Regions from separate parts of the Homo sapiens genome. Here region 1 is linked to region 2. Evidence: read pairs that join two places in POLR2A ChIA-PET (ENCODE). Cell type or tissue: endothelial cell of umbilical vein. All regions are shown on one strand. Links, peaks and the distances in the headings refer to the core of each region. The heading gives the core; the rest is flanking DNA.

Region 1 (16,129 bases), core at 3,308-11,307, 420 kb after region 2:
ACAAAAAATAATATTTACCTATTTATATTTGACAATACCATCTGTTTTTATTGTGTGGAGAGTCTTATCCATTTAAGGAAGGCAACAACTTTGTGACTCTCAGTTGAAGAAAGGTAGAAATGAAGAAGGCCTTATGTAACACCAACTTGTGTCACCAACAGCAAGTGGAAATATTACATCTTGCACATGCTCTGACACTAGGTGTACTCGACAATCATGATGAAGTTTCTGCTGGGTGCAAAGAACTGGCCCAGGTAATGAAGGCAATCGAAAGGTGTCACACTCAGACCTAAATCTCAAAAGGAGCTTATGCATTGGTGAAAGAAGGCATAAGTACAAGAAAGATCAAACAAATGAATTATACAGTTACATCTTAAAGTAATACATGCTAGAAGAACAATAGTCACTGTACAGGGTTTATGAGTTGGACCAAGAAAGATGCGTAAGATTTATATAGTTAGGGGGTGAAGGAATAAGGGGTAAAAGGGGTTGGTTAATAACAGGGCACATAATATTTTATGTGGAGGAATGGAACAACAAATAAAGAAGGCAAAAGAAAGCCAAGGTCAATTTAATGAATTAGTGAGCAGATGCATAGATGGAGTGGAATTTATGAGACAGAAATGATGGGGCTAAGAGTAGAAAGGTGATTAGGATCAAATGCTAATTAAGTCTCAAATTCCACACTAAAAAATTTTCAAGATTTAACTCAGGCCCAGAACATAACAGGCACCTGAGAAATTATTGCTTTAGGGGGTAAATATGTCACTTTTAGAATATTCAAATCTTTTTACAAGGAGAGAGGAATTTAGGCTTGATATAAGCAGTAGGAAGTCACTGGTGGTATCTGAGCAAGGGAATGACAGAAAAATACATTTAGGGACATACTATTATATATCAAGAAAATTAATTTGAAAGCATCAGAAAGAATTCATTGGAGAGAGTTCAAGATTGACAGCAGGAAGCCTAATTTTATATTAGGGTATATATCTAGGTACCTTGAGAAATAAAACATAAATGGACTTCAAAATTAAAATTCTGAGTAGAAAAATAGTTACGCTTTAAAAAATTAAACTTTCAGATTTAGCCAGTAAACTGATGCAAATGGACAAAGTAATTAGATTTTAAGGAAGCAGACGTTTCCTGAAATTCTTAACTGACTTTTTCCAAAGAGAAATAAATTTGATTTGTACTTTTTTAGACTAGGTAATACCTGAGTACTCTGGTGGAATTAAATACTTAATGGTAAAAATACCACTTTTAGAATAGGCAAAGATTTTGTATGAAGCTGTAACACAGAAGAACAGTCATTTACAACACACACACAAAAGGGTGCCAGATATATTCTGGGCCAGGTTAAACATGCTGAGATCAAACATCAACTTAAGAATACACTGGGCCCTGAATCAATGGAAAAATCATTTGGCATTATGACACTCACCATGCAATCAAACCTCTGTTTAAAATCAAGTTACAATTACTCTAATTATGGACAAACATTTCATTTGTTGCACAACTGGTACCTAATCAAACACTTCTGTAGAAGAGATGATTTCACCACAAGGTAACTTAATTTCAGTGCGAAATAAGTCTTTTAAATTATTTTTAAAGAGTGTTTTTAACCAATTTACATGTCAGAAATTTTATTTCTATAAAAATTACTACATGAACTAAGTCTAAATCAAACAAAAATGCCTTCCTCTACTTTGAAACAATAGTCTTCTCTCATAAACATTTTATTCAAATATTTCCCAGCAACAGGCTTGTGTGCACTAACCAGGAAGTGAAACCAAATATGATCATATTGTGAAAGCAGAGTAAAATGAAAGAACACAATTGGAATTATCTGAAGCATTATTAAAATTTCATCTGAAAATCCAATTCCCTTGGAAACAACAATTTAATCAAGGAAGTAATAAAAGGAATTTCAAAAGCATAATTCTTCATTTTCTTGTGTGGCAGTGTCCCCAGTCTTCTATGCAAATATCTTTTCCTGTAGCCAGGCTGGCTCATCTGAAACACAAGCTTTCACCAACCCGCCTGGTGAACACAGGGAGCAGGGTTAAGCAATCATTTTCATGCTAGTAAATCAACTCTGGTATAAACGATTGCAATCTTTAATGACTTACTTTGGAGAAAAATGTATCTTTTGCTTCTTAGGTAACAAGTAAATCACATTTCTCTTAATTATTTTTCTGTGGTTACTGTCATTCCCTTTAATCTATTGTAAATTATAAGCTCTCTAAAACCAGAAAATGTATTTTACTGATTAGTCTGCTTTTAACTGACTCAGTAACCTAAACATAGTGAGAGTTATTATAAGTACCTAACGATTATTCTTATTGTCTAAGGATAGTGTTAGCAAACAAAACTCACTATGGTTTACATTTTTCTGCTAAGATGGATACTAAGTAGGATCATGAATTTCTGGGCTCCATTACCATATCTCTTATTCCAAGGAGATTGGGTGTGGGAGAAGGGGCTAGAAGACACCATGCAAAAACAGAATATATTCTCATTTACTAATTATTATTCTTTATACTTATTTTTAATTTTAAGCAGGATTTGAGTAAGCTTAGTATTATATACAGTACAATATTCTTATGAAAATGTCCTAGCAATCTAAATAAGAAGGTAGTTCCTGAACTACCTATGACTTCAGCAAGTGATCAGGTAGCCCCTATTAGACACTGCACAAACACAATGCAAATCTGAATATTAGTGCTACTCTGCAGACAAAGCAGACATACTGCTGCTCTGTATAAGAATGAAATGTAAAAGGAAAAAAAACTATGAATAAATAAGCAGTGACAGACAAATCTATTAGCACGGTACATGCATGTATATAAATATATATAATAATCAAATCATGTGGCTAGTGAATTCTAGAAACACTTGAGAGCCTACTATGTTTTAAGAACAGTGTCACACTTAAGAAACTGAGTCAATTCTATTGCCATGGTGTTAAGAGGTTGAAGAGCCTGGCTAGTGGGTCTCATTCAGAGCTTGTCTGTGGACGCACCAAAAGTATTGAGGCAGGCCAGACCGCTAGTCAGTCCCGTTTTCTTTGGGGACCCTCTTTTCTTGTTACTCCCTCACTCACTTTATCAAATACTGCACTTTCACCACAGAGCCTGATCCTTTATATTTATATTCATTGAATTCTCTTGACAGGGAGAATTCATTGAGCATTTGCTGTGGTATGGGCTGAATAAGATAAGAAAGTATATTTCATTTTCTATCTATCCTTAAAACACTTATAAAGTTAGGAAAATGAGAAATTTGTACAAAAAGTGAACAGGAAAAAAATGAAGGATTAAATAGTGGAGTGGAACAACTCTGAACATCTATATAATGCTCAAAAGTTTATGGAGCATTTTTTTCATAGTCATTTAAATCATACACTTGACTTTAGGATAAGGATACAAGCTCAGAGAGAAAAAAAATTAGCTGCTGATGACACATGGCTGGTGAGCAAGAGCTTGATCCTATAACTGACACCAAACATGGTGCTCTTCCAACCATCCAAAGCTTCCTCTTGTAAGATGAACAGGTATAGCTCAGGGAATGGAGAAGGCAACATAGATAAGGTATCTCTGAGCCGTTAGGGATATGCAGGGGCTGGAGCAGGAAAAAAATCTCCAGCGGGGTAGTGGGGAGGGAAAGAGCAGAGGGGTGTTGCCTGAGGAAGAGCAGTGAGGCTGCAGAGGATCTTCACGGCCAGAGGGGGACGACTTCACAAATAAATGAGGCAGTGAGGACATTTACGGTTGGAGATTCCAGAATATGAGAGTATGGCTTGAATTGACTTACAAAAGAGAACAATTATAGATTCTAAAATAGAATGCAAGCAATATTTTAGGAAAACTAACCTGGTAAGGCATGAGAGATACAATGGGGCAGGATCGGGGGCCGGGGGAAATGAAGGTAAGGAAACCAGGCAGGAACCTACTGCAGTCATTCAATGCTGAAGCAGTGAGAGTGAAGACCATGGTAGTATCAGTGAGACTGACCAGGAATGAAGGAATTTAGGCAGAACTGTGGGTTCTGGCTGACTAGAGAGCTGGGAAAAGGGAAGAGCAGTAAAGTTGGGCTGGTGAAAGGCTCTGTTATAAAGTGCTAGTTAATATTCCAATATTCAGTGGAAGACCAAGGAGCTAACTGGTGAATTTTGCCCTTTCATATCAAAGCAAGGCTAATAATTAACATAATTAATCTTTTATGCTTTATTAAAGGTTTGGCATAGCTAAGGTTTGACTGAGTACTGTTCTCGCAAGTGAACCTAGCGGGAAAGCTGAAGAAGGTGAGATGAAAAGGCCATTTAGGTCCAGACCTAATGAGACACAGGTACCATTCTATTGAACCCAAAAAGGTATTTGTGAAAGGGAGTGACTTAATCCAGTCAGCGTCAAATCTTAAATTTAAAAAGTTAGAATTTGCCACTTTGGTAGCAGCATGAACAACTCGTTAAAAAGGAGAAATACACATAGGGAGGAGATCAGGATAGATCAATTGTCCAGATGATAAACAGGAAAGGTGGCTTGAACTAAGATGTGCCTGAGTGTGAAGAGAAGAGGGGATAGAAGCAAAAGTACTACTATTACTTTTAAGTGCTTTCGAGCAGGTTCTCTGCTAACTAGCTTATGGGCATAGACTCTAGGGCTCCTTAGGTATCCCTTAGAAGGACTTGGTAGCAGATTAGATGTTAAGGAGAGTCAGGACTCAAGGACAAGTGACTTATCCTAGCTTTGGCCACAGGGTCAATGATGAAGGGGGCTAATGAGTGTGTTATTTAAAACACTGAGTTTGCAGTACCTGTGGGCCATCCAGGTAGTGAGGTCTAGTAGGCAGCTGAAAACACAAACTGGAGCCCTAGGGAGAGGAAAAAATATAAATGAGTTTGTTAAGCTGTTTTTGCTGAAGACTTGGGCCAATGTTGGACTTAAAGACCTGCACTTGGTAAAATTTTAAAAGTTATTTAAAATAAATAACTCAATGCAGCCTCAGTCCATCTCCCATATAAAAGAACTCATTTAATACCTTCCTTCCAGAATATTTCCATTTAAAGTTGGGACAATTTAGTTTTTTATGAAGATGACTGAATTCATTAAAAGTTTATATGTTCGAAAACACCCACATATGCAAATCCGCATCCACATAACTACAAAACATCTCTTCAAATGACTTCTACTTGATTGTCCAACTGGAGATAAATAGAATTGGAAGCAATCAAAGACATTCTTTTTAAAAATAACTTGCAGCCTCCCTATTGCAGGTGCTCATTGTCTTCCTGATCATGAACTGTCAACTCACTAACAAAACATAAGGGCATATTTTTCATTTCACTTCAGTGTTAAAGAGCTGCTCCCTTTCCAAGCTACTTCATCTTTACTTTGTTCTCTAATGGTTGTAGAGATAGTGAATATATTTAGCATATCAACAGGGTTAATAGAAACATGAAGGAATTTCTGATGTGGTATGTGTTGTATTTTTATAAATACCAATCTCCTCTCTTTGCTAGCTTTGATAGAGTTGGAAAATGTTATCCTTTGGGAATTTAATTTTGAAGAACTGCTCTGGTTTTGTTTTTCCTACATTATCTGTCTCCGTTTAATGTACTATATACTTATGTTGTTTATCACTTTTCTCTGCACAGTAAGCAGTAAGCTCTGGTAGCACAGGGCTTCTATTTGTAGGGCTCACTGTGGTATCCCATCACCTAGCCCAGATAGTAGGGGCTCAGTAAATAGTTTTTGAGTGAATAATCACAAGTCTGTGATTATCTCACTTCAGGAACTTAATATGTCCTTTTTTCTTAGCAATCACACCCCAATCTTCATGCTCCAACTTAATTTGGAACTATGACTTCTATTGTATTTATACGCCTCAAACAAACTCTCAGAATGTATGTTGTGGTGGGACCCTGCAGAGCCCTGAAGGGTATTGGTACAAAGGAATTAACATGGGAAAAACTGCAGCAAAGTGTCAACAAAGGCTCCCAGTTTCTCCAGGTGATTTTTCTGTCCAGCTCTGTCTTATGAGGAGAAGTTATAATGATCTTTCTCCTACACACACTCTTCTGACTTCTGGCTTCCCTGATCTCAATTCCTATTTGCAGTATCTGTTTCAGCCCAGGGTGAAACAAAACTGAGGGGTCAAAACAAACCTGAGTTTGCATCTGCTGTTTTCATTGCTTGAGGCTTTGAATTTTTTTGTCGTTACCTTAAGAGAATAAGCCTGTATTTCTACACAGACCAGAAACTCACATTAACTTAATATTATAAGACAGAATAGACTACTTTCCCCCTCAAGGTTCTGATTGTCCTTCTCTGTCCTCATTATAAAACCTAATAATTTCCTCACTACTCTGTTTGATGGGATAATCATAGTGACCACTTGCATTCATTACACAACATAAATATTTTTCCATGTCAACTGGATTTAGTTTGTATGCATTATTGCATAATCAAATCCAAGGAGAAACTATTACCATACTCCAAATTGATATTAAGAATGAAATTAAAACTTCAAACTTAAAAAAAAGATGTATTCTGAGTAATTCATGCTATAGCTTTTCCATTTGATGTCTAAATATATGCTAGAAAAAAATATAGTTATTTTGTGCTCTTTGTGAAATGTAATCAATATATAATCTAAGCGAGAACTTTTAAAATCATTTGGATTAGGACTAATTTAATTCATAGGCCAATAATTCCAAACAAATCACTTATATCAGCCAGGCAATATTTAGAAAGGCTGTCATCATCTGCATAAAAGACAATTCACTTGACAGCACTCCTTTTTTGGGCAATGACTCAAATCAGCTAGACTGAAAATAAATCTAAAGGGTACACAGCTGTCATGTAGCTGCAAGTAGCCTTCTGAGCAATTACTTGATTCATTTTTCCCTATTTGTACAACTGGTTTTGCAAACAGGATTGCAATCCAACAAATGAATGCCCCGCACCCCCTCCCCTCCCCGCCCACTATGAAGAAAGCTTTTTGCTGTCCTTGGGAAGGCTCTAGTGGATTCCTTTGCCCTGATGGGCATGATAAACTGCACATGGTGGTTTCTTGATTTTATTTAATGAGAAACAGATCTTTAAAATCAATGACCTATGTGAACCATTTACAAAATAAGTGCTCCAAAATTTGAGAATATGATTTTATCAAAGGAATGTTGGCATCAAAGTTTGAAGGAAAGACAGGTGCCAGACTGGATTGCTATCTATGTCTACTAGGTACAGGCAATTTATTTTCATTGTAACATTCCATAATTGCTGTTTTAACATTTTATTATGGAAAATTTTAAACATACACAAAGGTTGAGAGAGTGGTGCAATGAAACCCATCTGCCCACCACTCTGATTCAACACCACAATACTCACCCTCATTGGATTATTTTGAAACAGATTCTAGATATATTCTGTCTTATTTCAGTATGGATCTCTAAAACAGAAAGAGTCTTTAAGATATAACCATAATATCATAATAATATCCAGTGGCATGCTGGTAAATATTTAACAACCAGGTTTCTGAGAAAAAAAAAAAAAGGACCCTGGTTCTTTGCCATTTTCCATGATTCCCACCATGGCCAATTTCAAAGTACCAACATGATGTCACTGAATGTGGAGTTGAGAAGAGATGTGTCACACATCATTATACAGCACTTCTACTCTGCAGATACCTTAGACATAAATAACCTTAAGAGCATAGATAACAACAAATTATAGCAAAATAATTAGGAAGTGAGAGTTTTGAGTATTTATTTTACTTTTAGTACTTTAAGTTTGTACAATTTAGTTTTTAATGACTATGTTTAACTAGCTTGAAAATTCCTATAACACAACAATCAGTTTTCACAAGCTTATGTGTGTCAGCTCTAGAATCATTACTGAATCATATACAAATAATTAACAATTCCTTAATATTATCAATTAACCAAATTTCTGATACATCTCTTGTCTTTTTTACTTAGCTATAGAGAAATAGCTTCAGCAAGAAGGAGGAGGAACTTTGCTTCAGAAAGCTACACTGAGGGCTCCTTTCTGGGTATAGCTCAGTCAGCTGTTAGTCTGTTGCCAGGAGGTTGAGTCAGATGCCTTTGTGATTATGTACCTTCATATCACTAAGGAATCACAGCAATGTGTTTAATTTGCTTTTTATTGCCTATTCTTTGGCTCTCAAAAGACAAAGAGTTTGAAAGGGAGTAGTAGAGAGACTTGGAAGAAGGGAAAATACATCTATTCCAGGTAGACAACCATGAGCTGATGGAGTGTTCTGACAGAAAGAAGATGGCTAAGAAGATGTGAGTTACTCTTCCGTGCTTGATATATCCCACCATTGAAACTTGGTTCGCAAAAAGTCCTCTTTAAATGTGCCTTCCAGAACTGAATATGGCACATTAGATCTGACACTCCTGAAGCAGATGGTAAAGTGGAGTTACTGCCATTCTTGATAAGATGCCAACACTGGACTGCAACTCCACTTTGGGCTCACAGTCAAGCAGAACTCAAGTCCAACCAATGAACCAGTGCCTACTAGCACTCACCAAGGCTCCACAGCATACATTCACAAATCCTCCCCCACCATCAAATTTGGTACCAGGCCGCTTTTCCAACCCTTCCTACTATGCCTTTGAACATGCTCTCTATTCTGATAGGCTAGCCTAACCTATTGTTCAAAAAACACATAATATACCATTTTTATTAAAAAAAATTCTTACTATGGAAATTTTCTAATGTATATAGAAGTATGAATAATATTATAAGGGTCCCCCATATACCATTTACCCAGCTCCAACAATGATCAATTCATATCACACCCATGCCAGGTGTCTTGAAGCAAATCCTGGATGTATCGTTTCATCCGCAATGATTTCAGTACTGCATACATTCTTTCCTATACACCTCTGCTCAAACATTTCCCGTCCACCCCCTTCTTCAACTTTCCATATCTTATCACATCCTGCAAGCCTCACCTCCTACGATGTTTCCACTGAACTTGTGAGTCATATGCCTTCTTGGGACATCTGTCTTATTGTTGTCTTCTTGTTCTTAACTCTTAAGTTGAACACTCACTGTCATTGGCCTTGAAAGCAGGAAACCTCTCTCACCATACATATAGTGCAAGAATTCACGTTTAACAGGGAAAGAACCAAAGGATATCCAATTGGTTTTATAGAGTTTATTAAAATTTGACACAACAATTTTATTCAGCATATTAACCAAATTCTGTATGTGGGAAATGTCTTGGTAAATGCCTTGGACAGGGCATGCAGACACAGTATGACAGGGTGGAAAGAAGACTGGACACAGAGCTAAAAGGCCTGGTTCTTGTCCTGCCCTTCTGTTTACATGCTATTTTGGGTATATTGTGTAACTTCTCTGAGGAATAGGAATTAATTTCAGTCATTCTTCCTCTCTCCCTCTCTAAATTGTCGGAATCAAATGTGATTATTATGTAAAGATGATTTTATAACTGATAAAGTACACTGTTGATGCTCATCTTTACCTGTAAATGCAGAAATCATTGACCATATCACTAGACAACAAGAAGAGCTATTGGTTTGAATCCTAAATGTATAAGGAGAATAAATTTAAACTCCCAACAGGAAAAAAGGGAATGTGATAGTGCAGAGATCAGATGGGATTAAGAATCAAGAAAACTCACCCTGGGAGGAATGTAACAGCATACCTAGTATCTTTTTTAGACCTCAAAACCACTGCCTTATAATTAAACAAATTAGAAATTACAAAGAAAGCAATATATGTTTTCAACTATGTAAGAAAACTTCCTATTACGTTAAAAATTGAATTAAAAGGCAAAATTCAACATCTGATTTCCTCTTCAAATAAAACTTTCCAATTGTATCCAATAAAATGGTTATAATTTTGAGTTTATGCTCTCCTAGGACATTCTCAATGTCTTTGACTTCTCAGTTTTGCATTCTGCTTTTCCAAAGGAAAATCATTCATATCAAACTGCAAAGATCTATCATGTTACATCAAACAGTACTTAAAGTCAATATAATTGAGGTTTTTTCTTCCTCCAGTAGAAAAGAGGATAGATGGATTTATCAAGAAAGCACTGTTCTACAAACCATCCTGCAAACTTCACTACCATCCTGCGAGAGATCTGCAAATAGGCTTAGCCCATCTAAAGTACCCACTGGGATATTATTATTATTATAAGGTTTCTTACAAGCAAATAAAAATTACAGGCATTGGAGAAAAGGCTTAAATTTTGTAAAACTCTGAATAATCTAGGCCAACATAGGAAAAGGATTTTTCAACTTTGGACATTAATATGACTTAGCAATAGTCGATAAAAACAACAGCTGCTGAGCCTGGTAAATCCAAATGAGATTATTAGGTCAAAATCATAGAAATACACAGAGAACATTCCAAAATTCCCAGCACACTGACAATAAAGCACCCAAACCAGAATCTCATTAGGGAAAGAAACATTTTGTTTAGAAATAATTTTTTTTTACTACGACTTTACCATGTGTAACATCTCTGGGATGTTACTAGAGAGGAAAACAATAAGAATCAAAAGTGTAAACTACTGAACAATAGCTTCCTTCATTTCCCTTCCCTTCTCATGAAACCCTACTGCACACACCAAATAACTATGTATTCTTACACCTTGTTCTGCATAAACAGACATTTATAGAGATTTTAAAAATCATCTGGGCGCAGTGGCTTATGATGGTAATCTCAGCACTTTGGGAGGCCAAGGAGGGAGAATCACTTGAGTCCAAGAGTTCAAAACCAGCCTGGGCAACATAGCAAGACTTCATCTCTACAAATAATTAATAATAATAAAAATTAGCCAGGCTTGGTGGCATGCAACTGTGGTCCCAGCTACTCAGGAAGCTGAGGCAGGAGGATAGCCTGAGCCTGGGAGATCGGGGCTGGAGTGAGCCATGACAGTGCCACTGGACTCCAGCCTGGGCAACAGAGCAAGACCCCAACTCAAAAAAAAATGGCCAGGGATGGTGGCTCATGTCTGTAATCCCAGCACTTTGGGAGGCCAAGGTGGGTGGATCATCTGAGGTCAGGAGTTTGAGACCAGCCTGACCAATGTGGCAAAATCTCATCTCTACTAAAAAAAAAAAAATTAGCCAGGGCTGCTGGCATGTGCCTGTACTCCCAGCTACTCAGGAGGCTGAGGCAGGAGAATCACTTGAACCCGGGAGGCAGAGGTTGCAGTGAGCTGAGATTGTGCCACTGCACTCCAGCCCAGGTGACAGAGCAAGACTCCAACTTAAAAAAAAAAAAAATCAGTTTTTCAAAACTTAGATAATATTAGAATAAATTTTTTCTTGTATAATAGATTGTTTTATAATAAGAAAACTACCACTCACTGGCGTTTGTTACCTTCATGCACAACAGAAAAAGAATCAAAGAAGTTTTAGACTCCTAACAAATGAAATATGAATTTATACCTTAGACTTATGTTACTTTGAATACTTTGAGTATTGTTACCCATGATGACCAATTAGCATAAAAGACTTTTCAAGGTTATAGTCTACATGTCTCAAAATATACATTAAAAATGTGAAGGGCCATAGTTTTCTTTTACTTGTCTATTTACTGAATAAGGCTGAATTTCAGAAAATGTGAAGATTGAACAAGTTTCAGGCTATAACGAAAATTTAGGGGCTTTTGTGATCTGGTCCTGAGACAGCTATAATTTTTTCTATTTTGTCAATAGTGCTTTTATTAGATCAACAACTATGCAAGTCTAATTTTTCATCATTAAGTAATTTGACCCTACTTTAAAAATTACCAGGAAAAAGTAAATTTAAGTCTAGTTAACTGAACTGACAACTTACAAAAGATAAATCAGGTGGAGCTTGCCTTAATAGGTCCCCCCAGTACATAAGACAAAACAAGTCTAGTGTGAGGACACATAGGCCCTAACAAGTAGCTGATGTGAGGTTGAAGTAGTTGAATATGCTTGTATATTATAACCATAATGGATGCCAATACTCATGATGAGATAACTTTATGTTAAGTATTTTTATAAGTGCTTATATAAATTATTTAAAACTCTCAACAACCCCATGAGATTTTCTCCACTACAGATTGGCAACTGAGACAGTTATGTGACTTATCTAAACATGCACAAATAGTAAATTCATAATAGTAAAACGAGCATCAATATGAATATTCTTCAAAGAGATCTCTGAGAAAAATAAAAAGTAGCTTAGCTCCATGGAATGAACAACAGGCTAAACATGGATTCATTCATTCATTCATTCATTCACTCAGTCATTCAGTAAATATTTAGTGGCTGTTATGTGGTAAATGGCCCTGGAGAAGCAACAAAATAAACAAAACCCATGATGTCCTCAAACAGGTGCTATCTCTACCTCATGGAATTTATAGTCTGGTGACAGAGACAAAGATTAAACAAATCCTCAGTTATTTTATTATAATCACAGTAAGTGCTTCAGATGCTGTGGGGCAGGTAGAGGAACCACCTTGAAGACTCTGAAACTCATAGGAGACTGAGCCACTGTGAGAACTGAGCCAGAGAGCTCAAAAGCTTGCCCTAGCAGATGACACTCTTCTCTAGTCCCTTAGCTAAAGGTAGGTGCAGAAATAAATAATAACCAAGATGTCATGAAAGCAAGACATGTTCAAGGCCAGGAGGTCTCTGTCTAGTTCCATATTTTTGGTACACGAGAGTAGCCTTGGGTTTGTGTTCAAGTTTCAAATGCTCCCAGGATTTTACAACTTTTAAAGGTAAAAGCCATATATTACATTAAAAAATTTTAATCTGTGAATTAGTCATTTAAATAATATAATTTGTACATTATATCAAGAGAACAGTTACTAAAATTATCAGGAAAATTTCATTCTTGGTATAGTCAATGCTTTCTGTTCTGAAGAATGTGTGAAGGTGGCTACTTCAGGCATGTGGTAGAGTAGAAGTCAGCAAAAAGATGGAGGAGACTGAACTCTTATCCTGCCTACCATCTGCCTTAACTTTAGCCAAGTTATGGAGTCTCTCAGACAGCCAGCTTTTTTTTTTTTTTTTTTTTTTTTTTTTTTTTTTTTTTTGAGACGGAGTCTCCCTCTGTCGCCCAGGCTGGAGTGCAGTGGCGGGATCTCGGCTCACTGCAAGCTCCGCCTCCCGGGTTCACGCCATTCTCCTGCCTCAGCCTCCCAAGTAGCTGGGACTACAGGCGCCCGCCACTACGCCCGGCTAATGTTTTGTATTTTTAGTAGAGACGGGGTTTCACCGTTTTAGCCGGGATGGTCTCGATCTCCTGACCTCGTGATCCGCCCGCCTCGGCCTCCCAAAGTGCTGGGATTACAGGCGTGAGCCACCGCGCCCGGCCAGAAAGCCAGCTTTTTAATTGATAAAAATAGAAATAACTCTACCTGGTCTACTTTCTATGTTCACAGTGATGACAACATCAAAAGTGATGGGAACTCTCTCTGCCCAGGAGGTTTTAGAGAACAGCAATCCATGAAAGAATAAGCTCCTCACAAATACAACCTCTATTCTCTCTAGGCCAAGAAACCTTACCCAATGAGCCCATAATTTTTTAGCTTTCTGGAAGACAATGAGCTAAGCTGCCTGGAGGGATTACCTGGTTTCAGCAAACCTCTCCTGTGCAAAGTGTCATTATTCTTCCATAGAACAAATAGTACTTCCCCCAAATCTTTTCCCATTTCCAGTCAGAAGACATAAATGTTTAGAAGCTATAATTTAAAAAGTTGTGCTAATATAAAGCACACTCACTGGTAACCTGAAATTTGACAATTTGACCCCAAATCATCTGGTTCAAAACTTAATCCACTCCTTCTCTGAAAAAGTTAGAAGCTATAGTAAAACTAGTAAAATGTCAGTAATCACAGTTTGACTTAAGTAATTACCATAGGATCTTCTGATAAAAGGAAATAGAATATTTAATCCTATGACTTTTTTCTAAACTAACTTTTCTACTAGTCTCCTCTACTTCATCCCACTGCCCTACTTGGTCTCGCAATATGATCTCTCTCATCTTCAGCACACCCTCCACACAGTTGCCAGTGTTACTTCCCAAAACTAATCTGATATAATCTCTCAAAACCTTCCTTGGGGCTCCTGGGCTCTTCCTGAGGAAGCTGTATGCTTTGTATAGAGATATAAATGTATCTCCAAGCTCACCCCTGGCAGAGGCTGTGCCACGGTCAGCACTGGCTGTTCCAACTCCCACTCCAATGCTCTTGTTCTTTCATTCGTGTCACAAAGGGGAAAAGCTGACATGACTGGGGAAGGTTACACTGTGTGGGTTTTTTAAAACTCAAAGCGTGGGGTTGATTCAGACATATTTTCACATCACTGTTAGGGCCATTACAACAGATAACAAAATTGGCAAAGTATACTTCTTTTGCTCGTCAAGTAAAAAGAAAAGAGCCACATAGGCAAAGAAACAAGAATTTAGAGGTAGAAGGAGTTTCAGGCCCTCATACTACAATGTAATGGACACATGGATCATTCAGCTTCTATAGCTCCAAATATTTGATTCATGTATCACAACTTATATTCTAAACATAGTATTATTTTAAAACTATACAGGTCCCTAAACATAAAAATATAAGCAACATAAAACTTAAAAAATAATAAACTTAAAAATAATTGTCCAGGTGATGGAATTGAGTAGCTGGAACACTTTATTTAATCTTAGGTAATTGATTAAAGATATCCAGAAATGATACGTGAAGATGTAATAAATAAAATAATAGACATGCATGTAGAAGGTTAAAAACAATTTATGGAAAATTTCTCCTGGATCTTATGGAAAGCTAACTTTCACAATATCTGCTGAATATTTAATTATAATTCTAAAACAAGCACAAAATAAGCATGCATTAGCTGTTCAACTACTTATTTTTAAAAGTTCAATGGCCCCAATGGCCAGGAGCAAATATTGCAAGTTATTAGTAATCCAGATTTATTTTTATTTAATTTAAAAAAAATCTAACATAGGCTAAGTACCTTGAAGTGGGAGAAACCTAGCTGATAAATCTTTCTATTGAAAGGTTAAGTTGAACAATGCAAAATCAAGCAAAAGGATCAATGACTGGTGAACATTACAGCTGGCTTGATTCCCTCCAATGGAATATGCTTCAGCAGAAGTATCTGTCCTTTGCAATGTGTTGTTTCTGTGGCCCTAATTTCTATATTACACTTTCCATGCAGACTCCCATTAGTCTTTCTTCACCTTCATGACTCCTGGGTAGAATAAGGACTGATAAAGTAAAAGACGATGGGAATTGTAGGGTCCAAATCAGCCCATAACCCCAGTCCCTATACCCCCACAATGTTGGGCTGGTCCAGTTCTATCATCAGTGAAGAAAAAGCAACGCCTGAAAATCCTAGATCTCTTTTTAGCATTGTAAACCATGTAGGAGATGCTTATTACATCTGCTTTGTTCTCTATTTCTATGGTGCCTGTCACCATAGTAACAGGGCATACAGATGAAAAAGTAGGCTAGAAATACCCAAATATGGGGGGCGGAGAGGGCAATATGGGGGAAAGGGCCTTTCACTGATTAGGAAAGAAAAGGCTAGAATTTCTTCTTTCAGAGTTGTCAATGCATTAAGGGGTAATTCTAACTAGAAAAATAGGTTTTCTTTGCCTTTAAGAGAGCAACAATAGAAAATACCCTAAAATGTCAATAAATATCAATGTTTCTAGGAGGTAGTCTTGCTAGGCTTCTGAGATTTTAAAGCCAGATGTATTAAAAACCTTGAAGGGGCTGGGTGCGGTGGCTCACACCTGTAATCCCAGCACTTTGGGAGGCCAAGATGGGTGGATCACCTGAGGTCAGGAGTTTGAGACCAGCCTGGCCAACATGGCGAAACCCCATCTCTATTAAAAAATACGTAAATTAGCCGGGTGTGGTGGTGGGTGCCTGTAGTCCCAGCTACTTGGGAGGCTGAGGTAGGGGAATCGCTTGAACCCGGTAGGTGGAGGTTGCAGTGAGCTGAGATCATGTCACTGCATTCCAGCTTGGGCAACAAAGTGAGGCTCTGTCTAAAAAACAAACAAACAAACAAAAAAAAACCTCGAAGATGCTAATTTAAACCTTTAAACAGCATCTAGTTTTGGAAATGACAT
Region 2 (16,129 bases), core at 4,996-12,995:
TACAAAGCCCTTTCACTAATATATTACCCTGTTGGAGCCTCACTACAACTTTGTGAAGTTGGTTTCATTATTATCCCCTATTTACAGAGGAAGAAATCTGAGCGCTGACTGGTCAAACAAATTAGGCATGTGATCGCATTGGGACTCAGACTAAATGCAGATCCTAGGCACTGTCATCCAACAGTTGCTTTTAGTATAAACTGCCACATCCATAATCCCCAGGATCAGGAAGTTACCTTAGGCTGGTGTCTACGCACAAGGGACCCTAAGTGGACCAGAGGTAGACACCTGGCCTGAGGCAGCCTTTCCATCAGTTGGTTAATGACTCATGAAGATGCCTTGGGCAAAGAGCTCTACCCAAAGGGTAGCCTCACGGAACAAAGGCAACTGGACTTGCTCTCTCAGGCATTTGGATTGAGGGATTGGCCTCTTTTTTTTTCTTTTTTTTTTCTTTTTTTTTTTTTGTTGAGATGAAGTCTCACTCTGTCGCAAGGCTGGAGTGCAGTGGCACATTCTCAGCTCACTGCAACCTCTGCCTCCCGGGTTCAAGCGATTCTCCTGCTTCAGCCTCCTGAGTAGCTGGGACTACAGGTGTGCACCCCCACACCCGGCTAATTTTTGTATTTTTTTTTTAGTAGAGATGGGGTTTCACCATGTTGTTCAGGATGGTCTCCATCTCTTGACCTCACGATCCGCCCAAAGTGCTGAGATTACAGGCCACCGCGCCCGGCCGGGATTGGCCTCTTGATAAAGAGGGAAGACAGAGCAGACACTTCATAGGAAAAAAGCAGAAAGATAACAAGAGGGAGATGATCCTGGCTATGAGAAAGATAAAGGAAACAGCCAGTCCCTAGAGCTCCCTCAATCCCCGAACAGTTTTCTGGTTCCAGTTTGTGTATCTATGATAAACACTCCCTTTCCTGGAGTGCCTCAGTGTTTCTCTCCTCCTTAAAACCAAAGGAGGCTTTCCATTCTCTACCTGGTAGTGATCTTCGCTGACTTATTCCAAAGCAGTGGCCCCTGTCAACTATCCAACAGGAAGAGATATGGGGCAAGGGAGTCTCTCAGATCTCACTAGGGGAGGTGGCTGATCCTATCTCCAGATTTTCTGCTGCTCTCATTTCCTCTCTACCCACAAAGAAAGGCTCTGGCCAAACCAAGAAATTCAGCTCATTGTGGTCTCTCCAATTCAACTGGTGAGGTAGGCAACACACAGGACACATTACTCAATCCAGGTGGTTAATCTGGCTCTTCAAAGATCAACTTTACAAAAATCAAAATTTTTGAATCAAACAATTTATTCTATGATAAGGTAAACAATGTAGTTTTGATTGACAAACTCTGATACTGTGTTCCAAGGGGAAAGATTCTTACGAATAAAAAGGTAGGTTTGTTTCAGTAAGAGAATAGTTTTGGCTGGGCATGGTGTCATACATTTGCAATCCCACCACATTAGGAGGCTGAGGCAGGAAGATGGCTTGTGCCCAGGAGTTGGAGACTAGCCTGAGGAACACAGCAAGATCCTCCTCTCTACAAAAAATTTAAAAACTAGCCAGGTGTGGTGGCACGTGCCTGTAGTCCTAGCTGCTCAGGAGGCTAAGGCAGGAGGATTGTTTGAGCAGGAGGTTGAAACTACACTGAGCCATGACCATGACACTGTCTGGGTGACAGAGTGAGACCTTGTCTCAAAAAATAAAAATTAAAAAGGAAAAAAAGAGACACTATTTTTTAAATTATACTGCAGAACAATGTGATGGCCTTACAAAATCTGTTTTCTAAACACCTCTCTGTGACTAAAAGATACAATAGTTGGAAGAAAGGAGTAATTTGAAGGAATTTTCTATCTCAAGCAAAGACTTTATCCAGGAGGCTGTATTTTCCACTCACCTAGATATTATAAAAGGAAGTATAATCTGACTCACCACCTAGAACTAGTTTTCATACCTTTGCCTTTTTTTCCTCTCTTCATTTTTCCCTTTTCCATTTTTCCTTTAGCTATACTTTTTTTCTTTTTGGAGACAGGGTCTCACTCTTTCATCCCGGCTGGAGTGCAGTGGCGTGATCTCAGCTCACTTCAGCCTCAACCTCCTGGACTCAATAGATCCTCCCACCGCAGCCTGCCCCGGGGTAGCTGGGACTACAGGTGTGCACTACCATGCCTAGCTAATCTTTGTATTCTTTGTAGAGATGATGTTTCGCTATGTTGCCCAGGCTGGTCTCAAACTCCTGGTGATCAGCCTGCCTCAGCCTTTCAAAGTGCTGGGATTACAAATGTGAGCCACCATGCTTGGCTATCTATACTTTTTAAAAGATAATCTGCATCATTTTTTATTGTGTTCAAACTTTTGGGAGGGGCCATATTCCCAAATACTTTTACCTGTTTTAACAAGAAGCATTAAATATGAGGGCCCCAGGTATCTAAATCAAAGCACTTCAAAAGGCAGCTGGCTCTGCAATCCTGAATATAATAGTCTAAACAAATATGATTCAGCTTGAATTTGTTGTAATGCCAAGAGCTTTCCAACCAGGAATATCCTGACATGAAACAGAATTAAGAAAGTATCTGGATTCTTTCAAAGCTTAGGTATAGTGGTTCAAGCCTCTGGTTTTTTTTGTTGTTGTTGTTACCAGAGAGGTAGGACAATGAATGAATCAATTGGGGGCATATTTTGCAAATAAAAACAAAAGGGAAAAACAAACAAAAACACCTAAGATTGACAGACTTAGTAGCCTCTCACAACATTTAAGTCAGGAGATAAATATTCTGGCTTTCTGGCTTCTATAGTAGAGGGCAATAAGGAAAAAGGTTTTGGATAAGCCAACCCCCAGCGTCTGCCACAAACAGAATAGTAAGGGAGAGGAAGCAATCTAAAGTCACCCTCTGAGGTGGGAAGCTCTCAGGCTTATGCCCTAAAAGGTAAAGTCCCATTCTAGACAAGACAGTACTGAAATAGCTCTCTGGTTAGTGTTCAGTATTCTAGCTGAGTAACATGTTTATGGGCAGGCAGAGCAAAGATGCCTTCAGAGAAAATGTACAGGGAGGAAAGCACTGTCTAAACAGGAGATGACCTCACTGAAGAAGGCTTCCAACACCTCTGTCAGGCTCACAGCTACCTGATTCTTCAGGTCACAGTATGCACAGTGATTCTTCCAGGAGGCCTACCTGGACTTCTTATGCTAAATTATATGCCTTTGCCAAATGCTCACACATAATCTTGAAGTTAAGCCTTGTAACATCTCTCTTTCATTTGTACGCCTTGTTTGATGTCTTCTTTTCCTTTTAGACATGGAAGTTCTATGAGGGAAGAGTCCATATCTGTCATGTTCCCTGATATTTCTCAAACACTTAGCACAATGTTTGGCATATAATAGGTGCTCACTAAATTTGTTTTGGGTGGAGCTAAGCTGATTTGGCTCTCCTACTAAAATGTTATGCTCCTTCATAAGTCATCACATTCACAGATACTTATTATAATTACATAATTACTTATTTAAAATCTGTTTTTCTTACTAATCCTTTAGCTCTATGAGGGCAGGGCAAAGTCAGTTTGATGTGACTCCAGCATCTCTCATAGTGCCTGCTATATAAATATCGTATAGATGTTCAATAAATACTTGTTGAATAAATGATTGCTTTAGACAAGATATATAACCTCCCTGACACTCGGATTCCCAATCTGCAATCAATCATAACCACCACCATAAGTACCATGATGATTAAATGCCATGCATGTTCCCCATGGTGAACCCACAGACTGAAGTTCTGGGGTTTGCCATGGAATGAAAAAGCAGAACAGAGAATTCAGAGAACTAATCTGGAATCTGGTCCCAGAAGCTTTAATCTACAAAAGGTATGTGACAAAAATAAGGGACCATTTTCATTTTCTAGGGCTGTCATAACCAAGTACCACAGACTGGGTAGCTTAAACAACAGAAATCTATTTTCTCACCATTCTGGAGGCAAGAAGCCCTGGATCAAGGTATTAGCAGCGTTCATTTCTTCTGGGGCCTCTCTTCTTGGCTTATAGATGGCCATCTTCTCTCTGTCTTTACATGGTCTTCCCTCTGTGTGTGTCTGCGTCCTAATCTCTTTTGATAAGGACACAAGACATTTTGGATTAGGGCCTACCCCAATGACCTCCTTTAGCCTTGTCTCTTTAAAGACTCTATCTTCAAATAATTCCTAAGGTACTGGGGTTTGGGGCTTCAACATATAAATTTGGGGGTGTCACAATGTAGCCCATAACAGGGGGCATTGGAAAATATACTCCTATTCTCTCTTCAATTCAAAAAATATCTCATACATAATCTTCTGGTGGAGGGTAATAAGTTTTAAAATACCTACAGCCTGCTAAGAGGGTGGTCTATTAGCAACTCACACCTCAATATGAATTGCTTCATTGAGTGGAATGCTTTCCTATAAGCCATAAGAAACCAGCGGCCCAGGTGAGAGAGGAGGTCAAGGAATGAGAAATGAATCATTTTGATTCACGAGTTACTACTGGGAAGGGTAGAGCTGGGTAGGCCTGGGAAGAATGATAAATAAAATATTTTAGACATCTACTGTGTGTTGTGCAAAGAATTAGTGACATTAGTCCATTGTATTCTTTACATTAACTCAGTGAGACAGATGCGTTAACATCATCCTCGTTTTACAGTAAGAGAAGCTTAGACACAGAATAATTAAGTCAGAGCAGGGATTGGAATCTGTCTCAAAAAAAAATAATAAAAATAAAATAAAGCCTACCTACTCATATAATTTCAGGAAAAAACCCAGCACTATCTAGAGTGACCAACAATCCTGGTTTTCCTTGGACTAAGGGATTTTTCTGGGACAGAGATTTTCAGCACTAAGCCTTAACCATAATAATAATAAAAAAGAACAATAAAAGGAGAGTAATTAAAAATAAATTATCATGTATTAGAAGACTTTGCTTGGGCCAGGTTACATGAGAAGACACATTGAAGTAGTCAGTTGCTTATACTTTTTTTTTTTTTTTAGACAGAGTCTTGCTCTGTCGCCCAGGCTGGAGTGCAATGGCGTGATGTTGGCTCACTGCAACTTCTGCCTTCCGGGTTCAAGTGATTCTCCTGCCTCAGCCTCCTGAGTAGCTGGGATTACAGGTGCATGCCACCACACTCGGCTAATTTTTATAATTTTAGTAGAGATGGGGTTTCACCATGTTAGTCAGGCTGGTCTTGAACTCCTGACCTCAGGAGATCCGCCCGCCTCAGCCTCCCAAAGTGCTGGGATTATAGGTGTGAGCCACCGCGCCCAGCCTGCTTACACTTTCTTATAATGAATGTTAGGATATAAATAAGCATATCTATACAAGAAATAAGAAAATGAAAGAACAAGGATGTGGGCTACACTAGAATAAAATATAGTTTAGAGAAATTTAAATTTATTCATGTGAGAATGGAAAAAGTGTCAATTTAATTGGAATAGGGATAACATGCAAAACAAATTACAATGTCAAAGTTGAAAACATGAGGACTCTGATATCCACAGCTGAGTTGTGTCTTGTCATAAACATAGGGTCTCTCTATATGTACAGATATATGCTACTTCATGGGACAGAGTAGTGTCTCTTTTCTTGAAATCCCTCTGTGCTTTGTGGCATCAAGTTAGGCACCAGTACTTAAAATGACCTTGGGGACCATGCTCTTGGATGGACAACAGGAACTTGATAATAAACTGTGTAAAGAAATAGTGGCCAGTCACGGTGGCTCATGCCTGTAATCACAGCACTTTGGGAGGCCAAAGCAGGCAGATCACCTGAGGTCGGGAGTTCGAGACCAGCCTGACCAACATGGAGAAGCCCTGTCTCTACTAAAAATACAAAATCAGCCAGGCATGGTGGCACATGCCTGTAATCCCAGCTACTCAGGAGGCGGAGGCAGGAGAATCACTTAAACCTGGGAGGTGGAGGTTGCGATGAGCCGAGATCGTGCCATTGCACTCCAGCCTGGGCAACAAGAGCAAAGCTCCATCCCAAAAAAAAAAAAAAAAAAGAAAAGAAAAGAAATTAGGAGTTACATGGAGGTTATGCGGCACAGATCAATTCTAAGTCTATTGAAAGATGTGTCAAAGCTTCTACGGTACGTATTTGCACCTGACAGCTACAATTGCAGACTGATACACGTGTGGCATTATAGTGAGTCAAATACCATGAGCAGTATTGCAATAGGTGATATATTTTCTGAAGTGGTGATCATTTTTTGAAAAGTCCAAACAAAACACAGTACAATCTTCCCTTTGTTTAGCTGGTGATTGCATTCCTAAATGGTTCATATTTGTATATAAAATGGAATTAGACCTTAGGCTTGGAAATATAAACAGGTTTTCCATGTACAAGAACCTTTATCTGTTGGGACATTAGAAGATCCCATATGATGACAGAAAATTCTTTGTTGTATGGGCTGTCTCACTATGGCAGCATGTCTCTCCTCCATGGTCTCAGTTCATTAAATGCTAGTAGAGCCCGCTCAAGAATGTCCAAATGCCATAGTTTAGATCCATTTCTTTGAGTGCCATCATAGAGGTGAGGGAATTCCAAGTGCTAATGGAACTGAAAGCAGGGCCAGGCATGGATGCAGTGGCTCACACCTGTAATCCCAGCATTTCGGGAAGCTGAAGCAGGAGAATTATTTGATGCCAGGAGTTCGAGACCAGCCTGGGCAAAAAAGCAAGGCCCCATCTCTACAAAAAGTAAAAAATTAAAATAATTAGCTGGGACCTGTAGTCCTAGCTACTCTGGAAACTGAGGTGGGAGCATAGTTTAAGCCCAGAAATTCAAGGCTGCTGTGAACTGTGAACACATCACTGCACTCCAGCCTGGGCAACAGAGTGAGACCCTGTCTCCCACCCCCAACCAAAAAAAAAAGAATTGAGACACAGCAAATATTACTGTGGGAAGAGAAACTGTAAAGGGGAAGGAGTTTGGATTCAGGTGGATAGAGGCTTGAACTTCACCCAACCTTAGACAATTTTTTTTTTAGACAGAGTTTTGCTCTTGTTGCCCAGGCTGGAGTGCAATGGCACCATCTCGGCTCACCACAACCTCCGCCTTCCGAGTTCAAGCGATTCTCCTGCCTCAGCCTCCCAAGTAGCTGGGACTTTACAGGCATGCACCACCACACCCAGCTGATTTTATATTTTTAGTAGAGATGGGGTTTCTCCATGTTGGTTAGGCTGGTCTCAAACTCCCGACCTCAGGCGATCTGCCCGCCTCGACCTCCTAAACTGTTGGGATTACAGGTGTGAGCCACCACGCCCGGCCTCTGCCTTAGACAATTTATATAACCTGCCACGGCTTCAGTTTCTCAGTTTTTTCTTCTTTCAGTTTCCCCACTTTTAAAATAGATCTATAATACTTCTGTTATGAGTTTGTATAAAGACTAAACAAGATTGCAATGTATATAAAATGTTTAACATTACCTTTCAGGGGCCACATTCCAAGTATTTTTTTCCTTGCCATTAAGTGAGAGAATCGCAGTTATCTCAAAGTAAGGGAATATCATGAGGGTAAGCGTCCCACAGCTCAGTTCTTGGAGAAAATAGAAAAGAAGAGAGACAAGAGGAGCATATAAAAGTGACTAATTCAGGAGGAGGTGACATCTGAGTTATCAAGTAGGATAAAATTACCTTGGTTCATAATCAGTAATAGGAGGTCTCAGTACAGCATAGTGACTCTGCTTGGGTTTTATACTCGGAAAACCTGGCTTCCTGTCTTAGCTCTGCTGCTTGCCAATGAGCTGGGGCAAGTCACTTCGCTTCTCAGGTTCTTTATAGGTAAAATGAGTTCAGTAATACCTGCCTTTCCATTTTATTGTGGAATTGAACTGAGATGTAGGATGGAAGGCACCTGGCTCGTAGCCAGACTCTTACACGCAGTAGCTCTTCCTCATCAGTTCAGAGCTGTGTAGCAGCCAAAGGAAAACTTCCCTTTTGCCCCCTAAAGGTTTGCTGAAAATCAGCTGACAAAAGGCAGATTAATAGGAGGAAAGCATATAAATTTATTAAAGTGCATGGAGGAAAATCCCAGATATTATCCCCTCTTTCTCCGTGAATTGGGGTCTAGATGTTTTTATGCCTTTCTTCTTAGAAGAAAGGGAGATGGGGAAGTATGAGTGATGTAAGGGGGTTAGTAAATGATTTTTAGGGGAATTTAATGGGCTCCAAGAACATATAATGGCCTGAGACAAAGCCTGTTGGGCTCACAAAGCAGACAATGTTTTGGGACAAAAGGCTGTCCAGGTTTGTTGACAGACTTGTCCTTTTTTTTTTTTTTTTTTTTTTTTTTTTTTTGAGACTGGGTCTCACTCTGTCGCCCAGGCTGGAGAGTGCAGTGGCGTGATCTCGGCTCACTGCAACCTCCACCTCACGGGTTCAAGCAATTCTCTGCCACAGCCTCCTGAGTAGCCCTGAGTAGCCAGGATTACAAGCGCCCACCACCACGCCCGGCTAACTTTTTTGCATTTTTATTTTAGTAGAGACAGGGTTTCACCATCTTGGCCAGGCTGGTCTTGAACTCCTGACCTCATGATCCACCTGCCTCGGCCTCCCAAAGTGCTGGAATTACAGGCGTGAGCCACCGCGCCTGGCCAACAGATTTGTCTTTCTTCCTGTGATATGAGTTTAGTTAATTAAAACTCAGGGAAGGGATGAGAGGGATTTGTTTTTTCCCTTGGCAGATCTGGACTGTAGGCAGATACGGGAACTTTAGATAACAATTTCATCCTGTGCTTTGGGAGAGATGGAGGATTAAGAGACGGGGTGCAGGGAGGTCAGAGAGAATTTTGAGGCTGCTTCCTCCATTCAGCATGTCAAAGCACCATATTTTGGAGTAGCCTTTTCTGAGCCCAACAGCTGCTAATCCAGCATCTGAAGAAACAGGACTGTTGAACATGAACTTCTGTTATTTATCAGTATTTCAGCCAGGCTAGGCTGGGCTACACTGCAGTTACAAGTAAATTCAAAATTTCCATGACTTAAACTTGAAGATATAGTTCTTATTCATTATACTCTCTATCATTGTCTGCTAGAAGCTTTATTCCACACCATTGTCATCCTTACTCCAGACCTGGGGCTGACAGAGCGACCACTATAGGAATATTGCTGGTTGCCATGACAACAAAAAGATAAGATGGTGAAGCATCTTGACTTTTACAGCTTCCACATACATTTCATTGGCCAAGTCACATGGCAGTGCCTCCAAGTATGGGGGAAATTACGATCCACCATATGTCAGGAAGGAAAGAGAACAAGAATGTTTGTGAACAGCCCTAATGACCACTGTAGTTAGGGAGCAAAGATTTCAAAAGATTTAATTATCTCTTTTCCCAGAGAAAGACTTGACGTGAATTAGCTTGTTGAGAATTGGCAGGTTACCAAGGATATGTTTTTCTTTTCTTGATGAAAATAAATTATTGGCAAATAGTCCTGCTGAGTTGTTGTACTTTTTGCAATGTTTTCCGTTGCCATGGCCCACTGCTGAATTTAACCACCCTAGGTTAATTTCAGTAGCTTTCTTTATTAGAGTTGGGAAGATTGTCTTTTCCTCACCTGTGGGTCTCTTCCTCTCTCCAATGTAATAAAAGTGTATCACTTTTTTTTTTTTTTTTTTTTTTTTTGAGACCGAGTCTCACTCTGTCGCCCAGGCTGGAGTGCAGTGGTGCCATCTCGGCTCACTGCAAGCTCCGCCTCCCGGGTTCACACCATTCTCCTGCCTCAGCCTCCCGAGTAGCTGGAACTACAGGCGCCTGCCACCATTATACTTTTCCTACTCACATTTTAAAGCCCCAAATTTCTGATGGCACCAAAAACAGAACTCTTGATTAGAAATGATGGGTTTGGAACGTCCAAGGTCTTTATGTATATTTTCCACTGAGTTGATTCTCTTTTCTTGTAACTCATAAGTGCTGGAAAATGTTGCTTCCTTTTCCATTTTTAATATTGAGGTGCTTCTCAGATGGTTCTTCTGTAGGGAACCTTCCTAAAACTCATGGGGTATGTCAATTATCTACTGCCACATAACAAATTACCCTAAATCTCAGTAGTGTAAAAGAATGATGGACAGCTGGGCGTGGTGGCTCACGGTTGTAATCCCAACACTTTGGGAGGCCAAGGTGGGCGGATCACTTGAGGTCAGGAGTTCGAGACCAGTCTGGCCAACATGGTAAAACCCTGTCTCTACTAAAAATACATAAATTAGCTGGGTGTGGTGGTCTGTGCCTGTAATCCCAGCTACTCAGGAGGCCGAGACAGGAGAATCACTTGAAACGGGAGGCAGAGGCTACAGTGAGCTGAGATCTCACCACTGCACTCCAGCCTGGGTGACAGAGCGAGACTCTGTCTCAAAAAAAAAAAAAGAAAAAGAAAAAGAAAAGAAAGAAAAAGAATGATGGACATTACTATTTCTCACAGTCGCTGAGGTTCAGGAATTTTGAAACAACCTAGCTGATAGTTTTCGCTTGGAGTCTCTCATGAGGCTGCAGTCAAGATGTTAGCTAGGGCTGCGGTCATCTGAAGGCTTGACAGAGGCTGGAGGACAACTCATGCACATGCTGGAGAGTGCTGACTGCTAACAGGAGATCCCAGTTCCTCCCAGCTTGTGGCTTCTGTAGGGCTGTTTGAGGGTCCTTTTCCCCAAGGAAGTGATGCAAGAACAGCAAAGACAGCTGCAGTGCTTTTTAAGACTAAAACTCAAAGTCACATACTGTCACTTCTACAGTATTCTGTTGCTTATGCAGAATGCATGGGCAGCATGGGAGGGCATTATACAGGGATGTGGTCACCAGGAGGCAAGGATCACTGGAGGCCATCTTAGATGCTGGCTATCACAAAAGTAGGGCAAGAATTCTCTCAATTCCCTTGAAGTCTACCCCAAATATAAACATAAGAATTACAAGGTAAGTTCTATGAAGGCAAGGATTTTTTTTTTTTTTTTCGAGACAGTCTTACACTGTTGCCGAGGCTGGAGTGCAGTGGTGTGATCTCAGCTCACTGCAACCTCCGCCTCCCAGGTTCAGGCAATTCTCCTTGCCTCAGCCTCCCAAATAGCTGGGATTACAGGTGCCCGCCACCACGCCCAGCTAATTTCTTTGTAGTTTAGTAGAGATGGGGTTTCACTATGTTGACCAGGTTGGTCTCGAGCTCCTGACCTCGTGATCCACCCACCTTGGTCTCCCAGAATGCTGGGATTACAGTCGTGAGCCACCATGCCTGGCCAAGGATTTTTTTTTTTTAATCTTTGTTCACTGCTTAGTACTTTGGACATTGCCTAGCACATAATAGCTTCTCAATAAATGTTTTTGCAATGAATAGGTAAGAAAAATCAAGAAAACTTTTTAAAAATCTCTCAGTTAAACATTACAAATACTGTTTTTCAGCTTCAAATAAGGTATATAAATGTCTTGGAAATGTGGTAGTGTCATCACACTGTAGATAGCCAACAAACATTGAGAAAATAGTAAGACTTGCCAAGTTCCCTCCAAATTGGTGTTTAGAAGTGTGATTTTATTAGGGAGGCAATGTAGCACAGTGAATAGATGCAAAAAAACTGAGATTTTTGTCTAGGTTCTACCACCAGTTAGCTTCGTGAATTTAAGCAAGACAGCCTCATTCTTCCTACTTACAAAACCAGAGACTTGTATTAAATGATATTAAAGGCACTTCTAGCATGAACATTCGGATATTGTTTATTTGATCTCAACTTGAATTTTGCCATACACTTAAAACTAGGCCTATAAGACAATTTCTGATGTAATCTATTTATTGGATAGTTCTTTCATGTGCATCAGGCTTCAGTCTAAAATGTGTGCATAGGTTTGGGTTTATTTCAAGACTGTGGGGTGAGTCACTAAGTCTATGTGTATAAAGATTCTAGAAGTCCCTTGGGAAATAATTTACTCTAATGGAAGTGACAATTTGGTTCAAAAACAGTGTCTCAAGAATTGGAAGGGAAAGGCAATTTTTAAAATAGCTCCATGTCTACCTATCAAATTATCTGATTTCATAGCCCCCATTTGCTCATGTTTGAGTACCCAAGAGATGGGGCTGGAAGTAAAATGGATGCATTAAAATCTACAGTAATTTGACACAGATAACTTTTTCATGTGTTATTTATAGCTGAACACAGTACTCTAAGAGTGGTCTAACCACAGGAAGAGAATGCAAACACTTTTCTATTTGGAACAGTATAAAGTTAGAATTTTATTTTGGAGGCAGTGCATCGTCCGAACTCTTGATTCACGGTCAATAATCAAAGCTTCAAATAGTGTAGTAACCACATCTTCATCTATACTTTTCATTAAATACCCTCTTGTCAGATTCATCCTGTTGTTCTCAGTCCAGGTCCTTTGGATCCTGCTTTATGTCACTTATGCACTGGCAGTGTTTTGGTTAGTGTTCCAACAGGAAACTGACCGGAGTGCCGGGAAACCACAAGGGGTTGTCCAGGGCTAGTAACTTCAGAGAAGCTGACAAGAAGAGTGAGGATCAAGGCAAAGCAGCCTTCTTGTCTCTCATAATGAGGGAGTCATAGGCTGGACTGCAGGGAGGGGATGTCCTCTATCCATTGCGTCTCCTGCTGGAACTCCCTGTGGCCAGACCCAGCTGTAAGCCACAGGAGCCTATTGGCATGGTTTGTATAAGCCAGCCTCCCTACAGAGAGCAGGGTAGAGAGTGGATCTGGGAGAGCAATGGACTTCTCTGGGACATTAATTAAAAGGTAGAACGTCCAAGACCATGAATGGAAATCCTTGGCATACCCACTAGACATTTTTTCATTTCATGTTGATTCATTAATCTGAAACATACTGACCATATGATATATCTTAACCAGGAAAATTACTCTACATTCTTTTTTTTTTTTTAATTATACTTTAAGTTTTAGGGTACAGGTGCACAATGTGCAGGTTAGTTACATATGTATACATGTGCCATGCTGGTGTGCTGCACCCATTAACTCATCATTTAGCATTAGGTATATCTCCTAATGCTATCCCTCCCTCCTCCCCCCACCCCACAACAGTCCCCAGAGTGTGATGTTCCCCTTCCTGTGTCCATGTGTTCTCATTGTTCAATTCCCACCTATGAGTGAGAACAGGCGGTGTTTGGTTTTTTGTCCTTGCAATAGATTACTGAGAATGATGATTTCCAATTTCATCCATGTCCCTACAAAGGACATGAACTCATCATTTTTTATGGCTGCATAGTATTCCATGGTGTATATGTGCCACATTTTCTTAATCCAGTCTATCATTGTTGGACATTTGGCTTGGTTCCAAGTCTTTGCTATTGTGAATAGTGCCGCAATAAACATACGTGTGCATGTGTCTTTATAGCAGCATGATTTATAGTCCTTTGGGTATATACCCAGTAATGGGATGGCTGGGTCAAATGGTATTTCTAGTTCTAGATCCCTGAGGAATCGCCACACTGACTTCCACAATGGTTGAACTTGTTTACAGTCCCACCAACAGTGTAAAAGTGTTCCTATTTCTCCACATCCTCTCCAGCACCTGTTGTTTCCTGACTTTTTAACGATTGCCATTCTAACTGGTGTGAGATGATATCTCATTGTGGTTTTGATTTGCATTTCTCTGATGGCCAGTGATGGTGAGCATTTTTTCATGTGTTTTTTGGCTGCATAAATGTCTTCTTTTGAGAAGTGTCTGTTCATGTCCTTCACCCACTTTTTGATGGGGTTGTTTGTTTTTTTTCTTGTAAATTTGTTTGAGTTCATTGTAGATTCTGGATATTAGCCCTTTGTCAGATGAGTAGGTTGCGAAAATTTTCTCCCATTTTGTAGGTTGCCTGTTCACTCTGATGGTAGTTTCTTTTGCTGTGCAGAAGCTCTTTAGTTTAATCAGATCCCATTTGTCAGTTTTGGCTTTTGTTGCCATTGCTTTTGGTGTTTTAGACATGAAGTCCTTGCCCATGCCTGTGTCCTGAATGGTAATGCCAGCAGCACATCAAAAAGCTTATCCACCATGATCAAGTGGGCTTCATCCCTGGGATGCAAGGCCGGTTCAATATACGCAAATCAATAAATGTAATCCAGCATATAAACAGAACCAAAGACAAAAACGACATGATTATCTCAATAGATGCAGAAAAGGCCTTTGACAAAATTCAACAACACTTCATGCTAAAAACTCTGAATAAATTAGGTATTGATGGGATGTATCTCAAAATAACAAGAGCTATCTACATTCTTAACATACTGATGTCTCCTTCTTCTAGTGCAAAAAAAAAAAAAGAAAACTAGCTTTATTGAGGTATTGAGATATAGTTCACCCATTACAGTGTACAAATCACTGTATTTGTATACTCTATCCTGTAATTGTATTAAAATAAAGTTTACCCATTTACAATGTACAAATCAATAGATTTTAGTGTATTCACAGTTATGCAACCATCGTAACAATCAATTTTAGAATATTTTCATTACCCTAAGAGACTCCATACTCATTATTATATTTTATAATATTTTCATTACTCTGCAAAGAAACTCCATACTCATTCTTATTTGCTCCTCATTCCTCTTCAATGCCGCCAGTCCCCGGCAGCCACTAGTCTACTTTCTGTCTCTGTGTATTTGTCTACTCTGGACATTTCATATAATTACATAAAAGGTGGTCTTTTGTGTTTGGTTTCTATAATATTGTAACACAGTAAGAAACATATATTTGGTCTCTGTCCTTGGTTCCTGGCACTACAGCTCCTGAAACCCTGGGAGTCTCTGGAGAGAAGAGAGTAGCTTTTGTATGCTAATGAGATGACTAGTGGTTGGAATCTCCTAGATAGCCTCAGGATTGTAGGGGTGTGTGGGGCTAGTTGCCAAGGAAACCAACCCAACCATATCATTAGAAGGTGTGAGCTTTCAAACCCCCCAACCTCTCAGGAAGGGAGAGGGGCTGAAGGTTAAGTTGATCACAAATGGCCAGTGATGTAATCGATCATGCCTACATAATGAGGCCTCCATAAAAGTCCCCGAAAACTGGATTGCTGAACATGTGGAGGTACCTGGGGGGTGGCACATCCAGAGAGGGTATGGAAGATCTGCATTCCCTCCCCGATACCTTGCCCTATGTATCTCTTCCATCTTTCTGTCAATCTGTATCTTTTGTAATATCCTTTTAATAAATGGGTAAATGTTTCAGGTGTTTCCCTGAGTTCTGTGAACCAGTCTAGCAAATTAAACCCAAGAAGGAGATCATGGGAACCCTAATTTATAGCCAATTGCAGTTAGAAATTGCAATTGGTATCAGAAGTGGGGGGCAGTCTTGTGGGAATGAGCCCTCGACCTGTGGGATCTGATGCTAAGTCCAGGTAAGTAGTGTCAGGGTGGAGTTAAATTGTAGGACACCCAGTTAGTATCTGCAAAAGAACTGTGTGGTGTGTGGAGAACCCCCCTACATATCTGGTGTCAGAAGTTCCTGTCGAGTGGTGTGTGAAAGTAGGAAAAACACTTTGTTTTTTCCTGTCCCTATCAGCTTCTTTCACTAAGTATAAAGTGTTTGAGGTTCACCCACGTTGCAGCACATATCAGTGCTTCATTTATTTTTACCGCCAAATGATATTTCACCGTATGGCTATCCCACAATTTGTTGATCTGTTCATCAGTCGATGAACATTTGGGTTGTTTCTTCTTTTTGGCTGTTATGTATAATGCAGCTATGAAATTCATGTACAATGTTTGTGTGAACATATGCTTTCCTTTCTCTTAGGTATATACATAGAAGTAGAATTTCTGGGTCATATGGTAAATTTATTTTAAACCTTTCAGGAACTGCCAGACTGTTTTTGGCTGCACCATTTTACATTCCTATCAGCAGAGTGTAAAGGTTCCAATTTCTTCTCCACATCCTTACCAACACTTTTTTTTATTTTTTTTTAAGACAGAATCTCACTCTGTTGCCAGGCTGGAGTGCAGTGGTGCGATCTCGGCTCACTGCAACCTCCACCTCCCAGGTTCAAGCAATTCTTCTGTCTCAGCTTCCTGAGTAGCTGGGCGCGTGCCACCACACCCAGCTAATTTTTGTATTTTCAGTAGAGATGGGGTTTCACCATGTTGGCCAGGCTGGTCTCGATCTCTTGACCTCGTGATCCACCCACCTC

The links. ChIA-PET counts read pairs that join two places held together with the same protein. Peaks named below come from ENCODE experiments on the same cell type or tissue, not always from the same donor. Only the 100,000 strongest peaks of a DNase experiment are listed, where the experiment ranks them.
Region 1: POLR2A ChIA-PET joins it to region 2 with 5 read pairs; 2 of 35 experiments call an interaction of 5 or more read pairs at or near these places.

What each region holds. Positions count from the first base shown.
Region 1 is chr1:89,538,658-89,554,786 of GRCh38, reverse strand. All of the region lies in intron 1 of LRRC8B (leucine rich repeat containing 8 VRAC subunit B), which reads right to left. LOC124904216 (a long non-coding RNA gene) reads left to right here and starts at 3,898. Exons shown (of 3, transcript XR_007066214.1): 1 at 3,898-3,927; 2 at 4,236-4,303; 3 at 8,253-8,656. In endothelial cell of umbilical vein, for the core only: no CTCF peak of the experiment used is centred there; DNase peaks (open chromatin) are centred at 6,836, 8,136 and 9,016; H3K27ac peaks cover 3,629 bases.
Region 2 is chr1:89,958,610-89,974,738 of GRCh38, reverse strand. LOC105378847 (a long non-coding RNA gene) reads right to left here and starts at 9,582. Exons shown (of 3, transcript XR_001738142.2): 1 at 7,442-9,582; 2 at 3,951-4,089. In endothelial cell of umbilical vein, for the core only: no CTCF peak of the experiment used is centred there; DNase peaks (open chromatin) are centred at 9,368 and 12,438.